2 separate regions of the Homo sapiens genome follow, and region 2 is linked to region 1. Evidence: chromatin contacts called from ENCODE POLR2A ChIA-PET data. All regions are on one chromosome and are shown on one strand. The core of a region is the stretch at or near the end of the contact, and the rest is flanking DNA. Distances in the headings are between cores, read along the strand shown.

Region 1 (5,860 bases), core at 1,585-4,084:
CACACATGCCCACATCTAACCAAGATCTAAATCTAGCAGGGGTCAGAGGTTCCCTATACAAAGGCCCTCAAAAAAAAAAAATCTTTAGATTATTGATAATAAGCCATTAAAATAAATGCATGAAATTTTTTAATTTGCCATTTATTTTCACATATATATGTACTTAGAGAGTTACAAACTATTCTTACAGAGCCTCTAAATTACATGTAGGGCTCTGTAAAATAGGGTATAATCAAGGGAATAGTAGCAAAGGAAGTGAGTTCTAGCACTAGGTCTGCCATTTACTCATTATTTGACCCTGAACAAGTCACTTTCAATCTTCTGGGCCTAACTCCCTTAACTGTAAAGTGGAGGGGTAACTTAGATGATGATTATGCTTTCTCTTAGCTCTAGCACTGTATGATTCTACTACTGTTTAAAAGGACCTGTCCCGGAGCTTCAAGGATCACACAAAAGTGCCAATTAAGAATACAAAAAAGAAGAGAAAGGCCTTGACTAAATGAGTGGGCAGATAGGACAAACAGGTGGGAAAATGACCAGAAAAGTGGAGTATCACTAAAATCAAGAAATTGTTTTTTTAAAAAAACTATCAGATCCTGCAGAGAATTCGAACAGCAGAAGAGGCAAGAAAAAAAAAGTCAAAGAATTTGGTCATTTAAGAGATAACTGGTGATTTTCAGAAAAAGTTTCCAGTAATCCAGAAGCAAATATGGAACTGGAGGCAATCACTTTAATAAAGAATGAGTGTGGCCATCAAAGAAGAAAAAGCTAGTTGGCTAGCTATAAAAGGTAAGAACCACAGATCATGCTTCCAGGAATCATGAAAGGAACCAGGGAAAAAGAAGACTGAAGATGAGACTAAGGAATAGACAATAAAGGCATATGGTCCATAAAAAGAAGAAAGGGAAAAAACATAAGTTGTGATGAATTTAAAGCCTCAGGGAAGGGAATTAATCTTAAAAGGACAGGCATTTAATCTTTAAACTTCCGTTGCTGTTATCACTTTTTACACAACAGATGTTTCTGCAAAGCTCGGTATCTATTATCATATCATGTTTTCTATAAATCAAGTTATTAGGGAAATAAATCTAATGTTGGGTTTTCTTAAAGCAGAGTTCCACCTATATGATATTTTTCTAATGGTCAAAAAATTAAGAAAGAATTTTGTTTTTTATAAAAATGAAAACCAGCAATATGAAGCTCTAAAATGAAATACACATTTATACCTTTCTTACAGCACCTATCACTTCCTTCCTTGCATAAGAATTACTTACGTGGTAAAGTACCTAGTCCCTAATTGGAGTTCAACAAACACTAGTGTTCCCTTTCTTAGTAGCTCAGAAAGTTCCCAAGGCAAGAATTCTGATTAACTCATCTGTTTATCTGCTTTGCACAGAGTTGGTGACGCTTGATGAACAAATACTGACACATAACTCTCTGCCTTTTACAAAAATCGTCCTTGCAAAACAACTATCACTGCCCTTCTGACAAAGCTGGGAAAATACTTGTATCATACAGGTACATAACTCCAATAATATCACCCTTGCATACTGTCAGAGCTTGCTTAAGTAACAAAGAATTGCTACAAAACAAGTAAAACAGGCACAAAAAAATTTAAGAATCTGTAATGATCACTCATTAATTTCAAGATCGCACACAGTTAATTTCAATCCAACACTTGTCTCTATTTAAGGTATATGAGAAATAAAAATCCAAAGCATTAGCCTGATGATCAGCCAGTTAAAAATACACATTTGAATACGCCGAAGATATTTATAAAGCCAACAGAGATACTATTAATACGTTGAAATTCGCTGGCCAGTGCTGGATTCTACCCTAAATCTTCTACTACTATTCAAGAGAAGCCAAGTAGTCAAGGCTTCTCGTATCACTTGCTTTTAAGAATTTAAGAAGTCACTCAAATTGGCATACACAACCCAACCTCAAAAAAAAAAAAAAAAAAAAAGAGTTCAGCTCTCCATGTGGTAATGTTCTCCTATCTCCTTCCTTTACATTAATGTCCCATGTACTACTTTTCCACGATCTTCGGTAGGCCCCATTTAGGCAGGCCAATAGTACTACCAAGTAACAGGAGTTGAAAAAAGTCGTAACAGTTAAGTCTGCCCTCCCACAGATCTCACTTGGGTGTAGATTTCACAAGCGCTGAAAGCTATACGCTGCCACTGTCAAACCCAGAAGCAGCACCGTCACCCTGCCGTGCCCATAGGCAACTGTTCCAGAATGTTTTCTTTGAAATGATCTCTCCCGGCTCCACACGTTAAACAAGAACTTAAAAGGCCACCTTCTCCCCTAGAGCAGAACCTGATTCTTTCCCGTCCGCTCCTTTATTCGTCCAGCCCCATAAAACCCGAGGCGGGAGGTCCGCTCCCCGGCCCCTAGAGCCAGCGGGTCTCCCAACTGCTCGCCGCACCCACCGTCCACCCCCGACTGCCTCACGCCTCCTCATTCCCCCACAGCCGAGCCTGCACCCCGGCCGGGCCCGCAGCCGAACCCCGGCCCGGGCCTGTGTTGCCTCGAGCGGCCGCAGGCCTAAGGCCTAACCTCCTCTGGGGCCCCTCACCTCTTTCGGGACCAGTTGGTTCTCCTCGCCGGGCACCATCGCTGACTCCGGCCGCTCCTCTCCGCCCTGCCGGGGGAGGGTGGAGGGTGGCGGCGGCTCGCTAGCTCAAGAGAGAATGGCAGCGGCAGTCATCCTCTCCGCCGCCTGCGCTCCAGCAATAGCGGAGGCCTCAGCCTGGGCCTCAGACACCAGCGCGCAGACACCGACCCAGGGCTCCGCCGCCGCCGCCGCCGCTACCACAGCCGCCTTCGTCGTCGGCCCCTCCCCCAGCCCGCTGCAATCAATGGAAAAATGGCGGCGGCCGCTCTCGCGAGAATTCGGCCCGTCGGGCTCCAAGCCCGGCGCCTGGCGTCGGAGGTGGCCGGCACTTGTCGCTAGCTTCTAGTCACCTCGGCTCTTCCTCAGCCCCGGGAGGTACAGAATTGGCGAGACAGCCATGCAAACGCTTTTCGTTAGAGGAGAGCTGGACGTTCCATCTCGGGACTCCCTCTGCCGGCCGGGGAAGGACCAGGCCCACTGTCCTCCCTGCCTTCTCGGGCTCTTCGGACTCTCTGCCCTGCAGGGAAAGACTCGAGCCGAAAGCCCCATCTCTGACCCTAGCAACTCATACCCTTCTGGCTTCCCTTTAGCAAAGCGCCTGGACGTCATCCCCTCTTCAGATACCCCAGGCCTCGTCCTGGTAGAGACACCACCGCGGGCCACCTCCCGGCCCCCGCCCTTAGACACGGCTCTGGCCCTTCCAGTCAGAATGGACAGCGTTTTATTTGCTCCCGTTCACTCTCCTGACGTTCTTTTCCCCTCTCCCCACCCTCCCTCTCAAGGGCCCCCAGCTGGAGGGACCTCAGGGGCCACCCCCTGCTTGGGGAGGCAGCCACCCCTTCCCTTATGAAGCGGTGTCCTCACCGCCCGCCCCCCGCAACTACATTGGAGAGGCGCTCCCCTGCCCTCTTCCAGGGAACTTCCTTCTCCATCAGGGCCAAGTCTGAGACTGAGCTAGCCTTCCAAGAGTAGAGCTGCAGTATGCTTCAACCTGTGATCTCCGTTAACAAGGTTTTTAGAGAATTTTAATCTTCTCTAGTAGTAAGCATGGTGCTTTGTGTTATACTAAACAAAGTTTGCAGAAGTCATTTCTCCAAATCCTGCTTCCATTATGGAGACTCGGCGGGGCTCCTTCATGAAGACTTTTATGGATACAGTGATCTTACAGCATGCTGAGATAATATAATCTTGTCATGTTCCTAACACCCACAGCATTAACTGCCTGCACTTGTGTTCTCCAAACTTTTTTTTATTGTAATCCCGTTACCAAAAAAAAATCCATATACTTATATAAGTTTTATACGTGTCCTGCTGTGTGCAGAATTATAAAACATTTGTAAAATGTAAAAAGGCTAAGACAAAGATGACATAAACATTTAAAATAACTTAGTTATTTTCCATATTAATGGTATAAAAATCTTTGTTATTCTCACTAAAAATATTTAAGGAAATCAATATGATTGACTAGGTTTCGTTAGTTTTAAAAATCTTTAATACTTCGTGAAATAGTTATTAAAATATCTGATTGAACGTCAGGTTATTTTTGTACTTGGTTTTAATGGCTGTCATAAGCTGAAAAAAAGGTAACTCACAAAGATGTAGATCCTAAAGGAGGAAGTACATCTTTGGCCACTCTTCCTAATGCATGTTTAGAACGATTTAAAAAAAAAAACTGATATGAAAAAAGTTTCATTTTTATCCATTCCATCCAACAACCATGCAAAGGTTTTTATTGAAATTCAGCTAGTAGTGTTCCATCTTTCCTGATGTCAACCAGAAGATGTTGCATTTTTATATTTTTACAAATGGGTTCAAAGCTCTTTGGAATAAATTGCTTAGAAGATTTTTAAGAAGTTGAAAATTTCTATCTTCAAGTTTTAAGTATTCATGTATGAGTTTTGGGAGTTATAGATCTTGTCTTTAAGGTTTTGATATTTTGATTATCATGGATTGATTAAGATAAATTTTGACTTTTTAAAATATTGTATTAAGATTAGTTGTCTTGATTATTGAATTTTTGGCACCCCCCCCTTAAATTTTGTGCCCAAGGTGAACGGTTTTCACCTTGAAAACCATTTGCTTCACCATAGTCCCAGACTTGGGTGGCTCACATATATCATTTTTGCATCAAAATCACATGATGGAAATATTTCCAAACTTTTATTTTCAAAATGTCATCCCATGACTTAGTAAGGTGTCTTCTGTAGTGCTGGCCAGTGCTGTAGTGCTCACCCTAGAAGTAAAAATGTCATCTCTGTCATCTTTTTTGCTTATGCTTGCAATATTATTTCAAACTCATGTTGTCTTTCCAGAAATCCTTTTTAGTCACTTTCATTTTAGTAAAGGTTGATATAATGAAATAAGAATGTAATTGATAAATCTACTTAACCCAGCCCACATAAACTGGAATAAGTGACAACATACTAAAAGAAAATGAAGGAATCTCTGAATTCTCTACATTGCAGAACTCACACTTCTCACTCAGGAGTAGTGAGATGCTGGTGTTTATATATTCAATATAAGTAAGATTTAATTTTGCGTTTTTAGATTAAAATAAATATAAAAAGAAAGTCTAACATTTTCTTCCTACAATCCCCCTTTTCTGATTGCACACTCTTTTCTTTATAGGCCACTGGCTTGACTATTGCAGGAGAGCCTGATAAGATGGTAAGTATACAATGAATATTTGTGGAATAAGTATGTGGATTCATGAATTGATTAATGAATAAATGGACAAATACAAATATATGGCTACTCTTCCTAATATATTATTACTGAGATTACATGGATATGTGTTTATTTACTTTATATGTAAATGTTACGTCCCTTGTCCTCACCTCTCCTATAGGCTGTAAACTCATATATCTACCTTTTTAATGGCTCAATACCTCCCAAATTTAAACTTGACCTGAACAGAACATTTGATTTCCAAGCCTCCCCTACCTCCTGCAACATATCCTCTATCAGTTCTTCTCCACCTTGATAAATTACACTGTCATCAATTCAGTTTATCAAACCAAAAACCTGACACTCTTCATCTTACATTCAATCCCTTCATATGGGCTGTTGCTTCCACCTCTGAAACACATCTCAAATCCATCCACTTTTCCTTCTATCTACTACTGCACATCCCACTCCAATTACTTTATTCTTTTGCCTGTACTACTGCAGTTACCTCCTAACTGGGTTCCTGTTTCTAATCTTATCCCTCAACAATCCATATTCCATAGAGCAACCAGA
Region 2 (5,860 bases), core at 888-3,387, about 35 Mb before region 1:
AACCACTGCACCCAGCCAACAAACACTTCTTTAGCACGACCTGGCATGGGGAACTGCTCACCCCTTTGATGAAGGTGGGTTTGTCCTTGATGCCAAAATTCCAGAGCATGATATCTCCCCCTTTGGAACCCACAGCCACGGTGCTGGGGTGAGTTGGGTGCCACGCCAAGGATGTAGCCCTCCTGTCAAAGGGGGCAGCCTTTTGTAATATCCGGTAAGAATCCAGAGTGTGCAAAAAGGACTGCTGGAGCCCCTGCCACAGAGAGAAATGAATTAGGTTGAATTAAAACCCAAGTTCTGGGTAAACTGCCAATCTCTGCCTCCTTCATGGATGAGCCCTAGATCCAAGTCCTCCCACCAAAGGAAAGCTAACTGCCTGCCCTGTGCATGAAAATATTTGCAATGTACACGAACGAATAATCTTGGAAAGCAAAAGGGGCAGAGTGCATTCCAGCTGGGACCTTTACAACATAAGACATTTTTTACCTGGCTGAGTGCCCAGTAGGCCAGTCACCACAGTCTGGGTGATCGGACCACTCTGACAAGCTGGTGAACCAAGCCATCATCTAATTTGGGAGCATGCAATAGTAAAAATGCACGTGTAAACCCTTGAGGACTTGAGGCAAAAAATGCCTTACCTGCTGGACAGATGGCCAGGAAGCTCTGCCCAGCTTATGCTGGTGGAGGGTCCTGACGATGCTGCGGCATGGTGGCAGGATCTGTGGGCCAGCCAGCCCCACCCAGAGGCAGTCTGAGTCACATCTTCTGCTAGGACCTGCCAAGCAGAACAGACATATTTTCCTCTCCAATCTCACGAAAGGTTTTTCTGCTGAATTCCCCGAAAGGAAGCCTTGTTTCATTCGGCACGGTTAATCTCTGTCTCATCACCTCCTGCGGCCTTTCCATGTCTGTGTGGTCTCAACGAGCACCAGAAATAAAAAAATGAGTGAGGATTTGGCCCCTTCCCCAAAACACTCCCACAAACAGTAAGTCTGAAGTGAAAGTAAATACAGTCGTGCAGGGTTCCTGAGACCCCAGCCAAAGAAACACACAAGGATAAAGTACAATGCAGAACTCTTCCCAGTTTGGGCTGCAAAACTCGAGATGGGACTGGGTCACAATTTTATAAATCACATATAATGCACAATAAAAAGATTTTAGGGCAGCATGGCAGAAGTCACCGTTTAGGAAAAGAAGGAATAGGAAGGCCTGGAAATGCTCTTAACTAGGTTACTTCTGGGGAGGTAAGTGAAATTAGAATAGCAATAAAGCAACAACTCCTGATCACCAAACTGTATTTGAGGACCCAATCACTATAGGTCCGACGTCTTGACAACCAATTCTTTCTTCTCATGGACAAAAACCACTTGATTAACAAGCCCCAGCTCGTTTTTGAGTGTCTCGAAACTCCTTATAGCCCCAGGTTCAAGCCCCAGTAAACCTCAGAGAATGAGCTTTCTAAGGAGGAAGGAATTGGGGGCTCTCACAACTGACCACCGAGGACGTGCAGCTAACAAGCGTGACTATGAAATCCAGCACACACAGCGCCAGGAAAGGTAGGATTCTCTGAAGCCGTCCTAACTGTGCAAGAACCCTGATACGAACAAGGAATCTGACAAGTCCGTGTGTCTGTTGTTACGGAGCTCATCTGCTTCCTGTTACCTAGCGGGAGAGGTGTTGAAACCTAAACACTCTGGTGTCAAAGGACCTGCAGGTAGAATGCACAGCCGGAGGCACCCGTGACCTGCGCGGGCCTCGGGAGCCTCGGAGCACCCATCCCCCGCTGCAGCCTCCTGCGCGAGCACCCTAAAAGGCGGAAATATTCAAGCAGCAGGCACAGGCAGTACCGGAGCCCTTCGCACAGAGCTTCTTGGCCTCGGGCTCCAGCTCCAGGGGACTCCTGCTCCTCTTGTTCCTGGGGCGTAATACAATCTCGGAGGTCTTCTGGGTTTCTGGGCGTTTCTTGGGAGCCATCGCGTCCTCCGTGTGAAGGGGTACTGTGCTCTATGCGAAGATCATGGAGGGAGGATTGAGAGGCCTCTGGGGAGAAACAAGGCGGGGACTACAAAACTGCGGGGCCACAGGTAGCCGAGCTAAGCCAACTTCCCGCCAAACATGCCCAGGGCTTGTTCAAACCAGCTTGGAGCTCCGGCCCCACCCGTCTCGGAGACCCCGCCCCTTCCTGGAAGGCGGGGGCGCGGGGAGGGGGTGGTGCCAAGGGGCGGTGCCAGCGCTCCCGGGAGGGGCGGGAACTGCGCCAGGGCCAGTGCCAGCCCGGGTCAGCTGACCTCCCTGGAGCAAAGATGGTCCCCGGCTTTATGGATTTTTTTTTTTTTTTTAGCAACAGGGTCTGGCTCTGTCGCTCACTCTGGAGGGCAGTGGGGCGATCATAGCTCAGTGCAGCCTCCACCTCCTGGGCTCAAGCGATCCTCCCACCTCAGCCTCCTAAGTAGATGGGACTACAAGCGTACGCCACCACGCCCGGCTAATTTCTCTCTCTCTCTCTCTTTTTTTCTTTTTCTGGAGAGACGGGGTCTCGCTTTGTTGTCCGGGCCGGTCTTTAACTCCTGGGCTTAAGCGATCATCCAGCCTTGACTTCCTGACACGAACCCTCCTCAAACGCGGCGCTGCCAGGCCTCTGCGGGTCCGGGGAGGAGGCCCGGTGCCAGCCAAGGCTCTGTCTCCCGCCTTGCAATTGGTGATGACGCCCGCTCGGGCTTTGGGATTGGCTGGTCCCTACAGGGTGTAGTTGGGGAGTGGCGGCTTTGTAGAGAGCTAGTGCCTTTCCTAAGTTAGAAGCTGGGCTCTACCAGCGGTCAGCTTTGCAGTCGGATTCCAGAAACTACAGTCCCATCGAATCCAAGCTGCTTCTCTGTGAAGGGAGAATGATTGGAACTCCTTGCCTTTTTTTTTTTTTTTTTTTTTTTTTCCTAGAGGCAGTGTCTCTCTTCCGTTACCCAGGCTGGAGTGCAGTGATGTAATCACAGCTCACTGCAGCCTTGACCTCAAGTTTCACTGATCCTCCCACCTCAGCCTCCCAAGTAGGCTTGCAGACCTGTATCCCCAAGCCTAATTTTTTTATTTTTATTTTTGTAGAGACAAGGTCTTGCTATGTTTCCCACGTTGGTCTGGACCTCCTGGGCTCAAGTGATCCTCCTGCCTCTGCCTCCCAAAGTGCTGGGATTACAGGCATGAGCCACCGTGTCTGGTTCTCACTGCTCTTTTATTTGTTTGGTCGTTGGCTGTTTTTATTTTTTCTTTCTTTCTTTCTCTCTTTCTTTTTTTTTTTTTTTTTTTTGAGACAGGGCCTCTCTCTGTCACCCAGGCTGGAGTGCAGTGGCAGGATGTGGGCTCAATGCAGGCTGGACTTCCTGGACATCGATCCTCCCACCTCAGCCTCCCGAGTAGCTGGGACTACAGGTGCGCGCCGCAACACTCAGCTAATTTTTGCATTTTTTGTAGAGACAGAGTCTCCCTAAGTTGCCTAGGCTGGTCTAGAACTCCTGGCATCCATCCACCTCGGTCTGCCAAAGTGCTGAGATTACAGGTGTGAGCCACTGTGCCCAGCCTCCTCACTGCTTTTTTTTTTTTTTTTTTTTTGAGACGGAGTCTCACTCTGTTGCCCAGGCCGGAGTGCAGTGGCACAATCTCGGCTCACTGCAATCTCCGCCTCCCGGGTTCAAGCGATTCCCCTGCCTCAGTCTCCGGAGCAGCTGGGACTAGAGGCACACACCACCACGCCTGACTAATTTTTTGTATTTTAGTAGAGACAGGGTTTCACCATGTTGGCCAGGATGGTCTCGATCTTCTGACCTTGTGATCTGCCTGCCTCGGCCTCCCAAAATGCTGGGATTATAGGCGTGAGCCACCATGCCCAGCCTCTTGGCCTCTCACTGCTTTTAACTAAGACTTGCCTAACCTGTTGGGTGTCCACCTAGGAGCAGCCTGGGACGTGATGGGCCAGAGGGCGTGCAGCCAGCGGTACTTAGAACTCCTACGCCCTCGCTTCAGCCAAAGTCCAAGTCTTGAAGGTTCACAGGTGAGGCCGCGCTGTCCTGCCTAGCCTGAGAAGAGACAGTTTGGATGCACCCTAGTTTCTGCGAAGAGGCAGGCAGGAGTTGGGCTTACTCAGGCATTGCTGGGCCTTTCCTCCACCCACTAAGCCCCGTGCCTGACAGTTTGTGGGGGTGGGAGGAGATATACAAAAATGCATTAATGGTAGGCCATCGCATTGGCTCAAGCCTGTAATCCCAGCACTTTGGGAGCCTAAGGCAGGTGAATCACTTGAGGCCAGGAGTTCAAGACCAGCCGGGCCAACATGGTGAAACCCTTTCTCTACTAAAAATACCATCAGGCGCAGTGGCTCATGCCTGTAATCCCAGCGCTTTGGGAGGATGAAGCAGGCAGATCACTTGAGGTCAGGAGTTCGAGACTAGCCTGACCAACATGGTGAAACCCCGTCTCTACTAAAAATACAAAAATTAGCTGGGGCGTGGTGGCACTTGCCTGTGGTCCCAGCTACTCAGGAGGCTGAGGTAGGAGAATCGCTTGAACCGAGGAGAGGGAGGCTGCAGTGAGCCAAGATCATGCCACAGCATTCCAGCCTAGGCGACAGAGCAAGACTCCAACTCAAAAAAATAAAAATAAAAATAAATAAATATAAAAAATTAGCTGGGCATCATGGCACGCACCTGTAATCCCAGCTATTCAGGAGGCTGAGGCAGGAGAATCACTTGAACCTGGGAGGCAGAGGTTTCAGTGAGCTGAGATAGCGCCACTGCACTCTAGCCTGGGTTACAGAGTAAGACTCCATCTCAAAATAAACAAACAAAAAATAATAATTTGTTTAATGCATTAATGGTAGATCCTACTCTCAAGGATTTTTCAGACAGATAGGGACAGAAGATGTTACCAAAATCAACTCTTGGTCCAGTGTGGTGGCTCATGCTGGTAATCTCAGCACTTCGAGAGGGCAAGAGGATAGGATCGCTTCAGCCCAGGAGTTGGAGATCAGCCTCAGCAATACTGAGACCCCTGTCTAAAAAATTAGAAAATACACAACTTAGCTAGGTGCGGTAGCACACGCCTGTAGTCCCAGCTACTTGGGAGGCCAAGGCAGGAGGATCGCTTAAGCCCAGGAGTTTGGGACTGCAGTGAGCTACAATTGTGCCACTGCACTCCAGCCCGGATGACAGAGGTTTACCCTGTTTCTAAATAAATAAATAAAAATTGGCCAGGCGCAGTGGCTCACGCCTGTAATTCCAGCACTTTGGGAGGCCGAGGCGGCCGGATCACCTGAGGTCGGGAGTTCGAGACCTGCCTGACCAACATGGAGAAAACCCATCTCTAGTGAAAATACAAAATTAGCAGGGCATGGTGGCACATGCCTGTAATCCCAGCTACTCAGGAGCCTGAGGCAGGACAATCACTTGGACCCAGGAGGCGAAGGTTGCGGTGAGCCAAGATGGCGTGATAGCCCTCCAGCCTGGGCAACAAGAGCAAAACTCTGTCTCAAAAATAAATAAATAAATAAATAAATAAAAATTAAATAAGCTCTTGCAACGGAATGAATGCTCCAAAAGGGAAATTAGAAGGCCGGTTGCGGTGGCTCACGCCTATAATCCCAATAGGAGACCGAGGTGGGCAGATCACCTGAGGCCAGGAGTTTGAGACCCACCTGGCCAACATGGTGAAACCCCTCTCTATTAAAAATACAAAAATTAGCCAGGCATGGGGCACGTGCCGGTCATCCCAGCTACTCAGGAGGCTGAGGCATGAGAATCGCTTGAACCGGGAAGGCAGAGGTTGCAGTAAGCTGAGATCACGGCCAGGCGTGGTGGCTCACGCCTGTAATCCCAGC

Evidence for each region. ChIA-PET counts read pairs that join two places held with the same protein, here RNA polymerase II (POLR2A).
Region 2: POLR2A ChIA-PET joins it to region 1 with 10 read pairs in CD8-positive, alpha-beta memory T cell. The contact joins the promoter of DDB2 here to the promoter of USP47 in region 1. POLR2A ChIA-PET finds 5 or more read pairs at or near these places in 2 of 52 experiments (CD8-positive, alpha-beta memory T cell and HEK293).

Annotation. Positions count from the first base shown.
Region 1 is chr11:11,838,946-11,844,805 of GRCh38, reverse strand. It overlaps USP47 (ubiquitin specific peptidase 47), which reads right to left and starts at 2,834. Exons shown (of 28, transcript NM_001282659.2): 1 at 2,582-2,834. The coding sequence starts at 2,620. It overlaps LOC107984311 (a long non-coding RNA gene), which reads left to right and starts at 2,965. Exons shown (of 4, transcript XR_001748134.3): 1 at 2,965-3,631; 2 at 5,249-5,287. RefSeq lists enhancers at 2,591-2,730, 2,029-2,892, 2,941-3,110, 2,893-3,758.
Region 2 is chr11:47,211,251-47,217,110 of GRCh38, reverse strand. It overlaps DDB2 (damage specific DNA binding protein 2), which reads right to left and starts at 2,137. Exons shown (of 10, transcript NM_000107.3): 1 at 1,848-2,137; 2 at 639-775; 3 at 62-253. The coding sequence starts at 1,974. RefSeq lists enhancers at 1,805-2,084, 1,374-2,573, 2,415-2,654, 1,861-2,696, 2,697-3,533 and a silencer at 2,135-2,344.